2 separate regions of the Homo sapiens genome follow, and region 2 is linked to region 1. Evidence: read pairs that join two places in POLR2A ChIA-PET (ENCODE). Cell type or tissue: HepG2. All regions are shown on one strand.

Region 1 (2,500 bases):
AAGAGAGAGATGTCAGCATTCTAAGTGTAGGAGGATGACAGAGGGAAGGGTCAGAAGGATCTAGTGGAGTTCTAGTGTTAGTCTGGTCCTGCTGCTGCAAATGTGTTCAATTTTATAATGGCCCTTTTTTTATCCTTCTGAAAACACCGCACTTCCATTGGCTCCTCTCTTTCTCTTTCTTTTTTTTGAGACAGTCTTGCTTTGTCACCCTTGTCACCCAGGCTGGAGTGCAGTGGCACGATCATGGCTCACTGCAGCTTTGACCTCCCAGGCTCAAGCGATCCTCCCACTTCAGCCTCCAAGTAGCTCGGATTACAGGCATGAGCCAGCTTGCTGGGCCATCCCACTTCCATTCTCAATCCAAACCCTCATCCCTGACTCCCACGTTCATTTTCCTGACTCGAATCCTGTCTCCTAGCCCCACCCTATCCCTGATCTCCATCCCCATTCCTTACACCCCATGCTGGAGCTTTACTCCATCCCATTGGCCAGCATGATGGTTCATGCCTGTAATCTCAGCAATTTGGGGGGCTGAGGCAGGAGGATCGCTTGAGACCAGGGGTTTGAGACCAGCCTAGGCAACATAGGAGAGACCCTGCCTCAATTTTTTTTTTTTTTTTTTTTTGAGATGGAGTCTTGCTCTGTCGCCCAGGCTGGAGTGCAGTGGCAGGATCTCGGCTCAACTGCAAGCTCCGCCTCCCGGGTTCATACCATTCTCCTGCCTTAGCCTCCCGAGCAGCTGGGACCACAGGTGCCCACCACCAAGCCTGGCTAATTTTTTGTATTTTTAGTAGAGACGGGGTTTCACCGTGCTAGCCAGGATGGTCTCGATCTCCTGACCTCGTGATTTGCCCACCTCGGCCTCCCAAAGTGTTGGGATTACAGGCGTGAGCCACCGCGCCTGGCCTCTATATTTTTTAAAAAAGGTCCTACTTAGATGGGAATGGGATGAGGCAGGTCCCAGATACAGGTTTGTAGATGGAGCCATCACAGAACAAGGGGAGAGACTCAGCCTCTTTTCCTCACCCAGACTCATTGCTTACTCATGTGTCAACTACAGAGTCAATACCACAGGGACTCTGATACCTGAGTCCCTGAGGGGAGGATTCCTAACACCACCTTCCCCAGGAGGGGCTGTGATTGGCTCCAGGGTGTTGCTGCCCAGCTGCTCCCAGGTTCTTGCTCAAGCCCTGGGAGACCTACAGCTGATGGGCTAGTCTGACACCCTGTTCAAGGCCAACTCACAGTTCCAGGTGACGTGAATAACTGCCCTGGCCTGGCCATTCACCCTTGCCTGCAGGTGTCCCACACCCAGAAGTGGCCAATCAGTGCCCAATAGTGCTGTCCTCCCCTTGTCTCTGGCATTTGGCCCTTGGTCCTAGGCAGGGGTCAGGACCTGCTCACTTCTCTAAGGGTCAGAAAGCTCTAGGCTCTAGACTCATGGGTGGGGGCAGGGAACAGTACTGAGTGGGGATGACGGAGGTGGTGCAGTCTCTTATACTGACATTGTCAGCATAACATGTGGGTCCCTGCTGTGCCTCATGTGCCTTCTGGGGACCCTCAAAGGAATCAGAGCCCCACCAGTCTCCCTGGAGAGCTGAACAAATATGAGGGATACAGGAACACAGGAGCTTAGAGGATAATACCTATCAGAAGGTTAAGGTGGCACTGACCTTGATCAGGGAGCTGACAACAATGGCACCAGCATTGACCATGGGGTTATGGGGGATTCCTGGGGAAATACAAACCACCAAGAGTCTTAGCCACTGAACAAAGCCTCCCTGACAGCCCGCTCACTTTGTGGGTTAGACAAGAAAGACTGCTAGGGAGAAAGGCATGACAGGGCTAATCAGGAAGGGCAGAGAAACAAAAAAGGCTGGGAGATGGGGTGGGGATAAGGAGAAGGGGACAGCTGTAAGTACGGTCTGAGCCTTGGTAGTGCTCACCTTCCTCATTGAGGGAGAGCTTGTTGTAGCGCAGGCCACTTGGCTCTTTGCCCACAAACTTGTGCACGTAGTCAGTGCCTAGGGTGCTTATGGAGATGGCATAGGTGAGGGGCTTCACACAGGACTGCAGGCAGAAGGGGATCTTTGTGTGGCCCACAGAGTGCCTGGAGGCAGACAGATGCCATGAAAGGGGTTGGCCTGTGTTCGGCACCTGTGCCCTGCCTCCCCTTCCTCTTGCCCAGCATCTCACCGTTGACCATCCACAGTGCACAGGGAGACACCCCACAGGTCTGGGTTTGACTTGGCCAGCTGAGGGATGTAGGCTGCCACCTGGACATGAGTGGGTAGAGAAAAGGGAGATGGATGTGGAGAAGAGGAACAGAGTTGAGGTTGAGGGTCAAGAGAATCTTTTAGATAAAAGCTAAAATTCTGTCTTCTATAGGGCAGAGGGGTTCCCTCCTGCCTGTTGCTCCCAGAAATGCCCGAGCCTTAAGTCCTAGAAGGCCATATCTTTGTGTATCCGCAATCCTGTAGAGATAGCAGTAAAGCCAATG
Region 2 (2,500 bases), 680 kb after region 1:
TTCTGACCCTCCCCAGGACATGAGGACATTGAGCAATAAGGACATTGCAGGAACAGGGGACTGGGGCTGAGTAGAGGAAGTTTGGCCCATGTCACTGGTGCCCAACCTTTTGCCCCCATGGATCTTCCCTTTGGCATCTCTGTAGAGTTCATATTTTGAAATACTTTTCTCCCAAACTGGGTTTATTAGCGTGTACCCTGCTTTTCCACTTTAAAAATTTATGCCATATGTCCAGCTTCCAGTCAGTGCTTCTGGTTAGCATGAGATAACTAGATTTACTGTAGATGGTAGATAAAAGTCCAGTGAAAAGCAAAGATGTGTAATGTTTTGGTAGCCTCAGTGCTCTTATCCCAAGTAAAAGCAAAGTTAAAAAAAAAAAAAAACTGGACTGAGCTAGTGGACCTGTGCTCTCTACCTTTTGGTGCCCCAAGAAGATGGTCCCTTTTCAAGGATGGGCTAGAATTGGGAAGTCTGTCAGTCAACCAGCCAGCCAGCATTTACGCAAGCCCTCCTGTATATCCACTCTGAGCTAAGCATGGGGGTGTTGGGTGGGAGGGCGTCCAGAGAAGGTGGGCTTCCAGGTGTGGGTTCTCACCAGCAAAGGGTGGGCATCTCTGCAAGAGGGCCTACCCCACCCCATGGCTCTTTCATTCGTACTCTCCAGACGTGGAACAGATGGCCATCGACTGGCTGACAGGCAACTTCTACTTTGTGGATGACATCGATGATAGGATCTTTGTCTGCAACAGAAATGGGGACACATGTGTCACATTGCTAGACCTGGAACTCTACAACCCCAAGGGCATTGCCCTGGACCCTGCCATGGGGTGAGAGTGGCAGGCGGGGTTCTGGCCCTGGAAGGTGGGAGGCTGAGGCTACAGTGGTAAGGAGGGTGCCCAATGTCCAGACCCCATTTAACATGCATCTTCCCACAGGAAGGTGTTTTTCACTGACTATGGGCAGATCCCAAAGGTGGAACGCTGTGACATGGATGGGCAGAACCGCACCAAGCTCGTCGACAGCAAGATTGTGTTTCCTCATGGCATCACGCTGGACCTGGTCAGCCGCCTTGTCTACTGGGCAGATGCCTATCTGGACTATATTGAAGTGGTGGACTATGAGGGCAAGGGCCGCCAGACCATCATCCAGGGCATCCTGGTGAGGGAGCTACTGTCTGAGGTTTTGTGGGGGAACCATGATCCAGGGCCTTCTGGTGAGGGGGGAAGCCTCTGTAGGGGAACCGTTCTCTGAGTCTCCTGGTAAAGAGCGTGGATGCCCCAGGCCTCTAGTGGGAGTGGGGTGGGCTTGAATACTGCAGAGAAAGGACAAGATACGGGTTCCACTGTGATGGGAACAGTCATTTTAGAAACACCACTTCTGTTTACTTCCTGTTTCTCATTTGACCCTTATAATAACCCCTAGCTGATGAACAGGGAGGTGGTTCAGTTCCCTTTCAGCAGATGAAAAAGCAGGATCAAAGAGGTTAGGTGATTTGCCTGTGTTTACAAAGCCGGGTGATAGCACTGGAACTTGTTCTAGAAGCCTTGCTGGCTCAGAGGTGGCATCTCCATTGTGGGATAATTAGTGTGAGCAACCAGCCCAGTTTGCCTAGGACTGTCCCAGTTTTAGCCCTGAAAGTCTGGTAAGCCAGCAAACCCTTACCTTTGTCTTAGGCAAACTAGGACAGTTGGCCACCGCAGATAAGCTATGTGGGTAGTCAGGGGTGTTACAGGACTTGCTTGGGGCAAGTGTGTCCTCTTAGCCCTCATAACAGACTAAGAATGTCCTCTGTGGACAGAGTTTAGAGCCCATCTCTAATTCAGTCTAAAATCACTAAAGTGTCTAACGAGTGCCTAATTCTGTGAAGGACAGGGTTTCTGCCCTCAAGGGGTCTGAGTAGAGTGGGTGAGATAAGTCCACAAATCACTGTGCCAGACACGGATAGATAGCAGTGTCACGGAGGATGTATAGAAGGAGAAAACATCTCTGGTTAGAAGATTCCATAAATTCTTTAAAGACATGCTCTGTAGAGGATGAGTGGGATCTTGGTAAGCAAAAATCTTCAGAATAGGTTAGTCCAGCCAGAGGAGACAGGAGTAAAGCATTGAGTTAAAAAATGGTGGGGCCAGGCACGGTAGCCCACACCTGTAATCCCAGCACTTTGGGAGGCTGAGGCAGGAGAAGTGCTTGAGCCTCGGAGGTCGAGACCAGCCTGAGCAACATAGGGAAACCCCATCTCTACACAAAATTTGTTTTAATTAGCCAGGTGTGGTGGTATGTTCCTGTAGTCCCAACTACTCAGGAGGCTGAAGCAGGAGGGCCGCTTAAGCCCAGGAGGTGGAGACTGCAGTGAGCCGTGATCGTGCCATTGCACTTCAGCCTGGGTGACAGAGTGAGGTCCCGTCTCAAAATAAATAAATAAAAATTAAAAACTACAGGATGAATTGGGGAATGCAGGTCATGAAGTCTGGAGGAAGCTGAGGGGATCTCCAGGACAGAG

What was found. Peaks named below come from ENCODE experiments on the same cell type or tissue, not always from the same donor. Only the 100,000 strongest peaks of a DNase experiment are listed, where the experiment ranks them.
Region 2: POLR2A ChIA-PET joins it to region 1 with 5 read pairs; 1 of 35 experiments calls an interaction of 5 or more read pairs at or near these places.

What each region holds. Positions count from the first base shown.
Region 1 is chr12:56,475,987-56,478,486 of GRCh38, forward strand. SPRYD4 (SPRY domain containing 4) reads left to right here. Exons shown (of 2, transcript NM_207344.4): 2 at 1-2,500. It overlaps GLS2 (glutaminase 2), which reads right to left. Exons shown (of 18, transcript NM_013267.4): 5 at 2,197-2,276; 6 at 1,947-2,110; 7 at 1,674-1,732. Among named protein-coding and RNA genes, the nearest start is that of SPRYD4, 8.7 kb to the left of the region's middle. In HepG2, no CTCF peak of the experiment used is centred here; a DNase peak (open chromatin) is centred at 1,135.
Region 2 is chr12:57,153,544-57,156,043 of GRCh38, forward strand. LRP1 (LDL receptor related protein 1) reads left to right here. Exons shown (of 89, transcript NM_002332.3): 7 at 665-827; 8 at 936-1,158. Among named protein-coding and RNA genes, the nearest start is that of LRP1-AS, 7.2 kb to the left of the region's middle. In HepG2, no CTCF peak of the experiment used is centred here; a DNase peak (open chromatin) is centred at 1,488.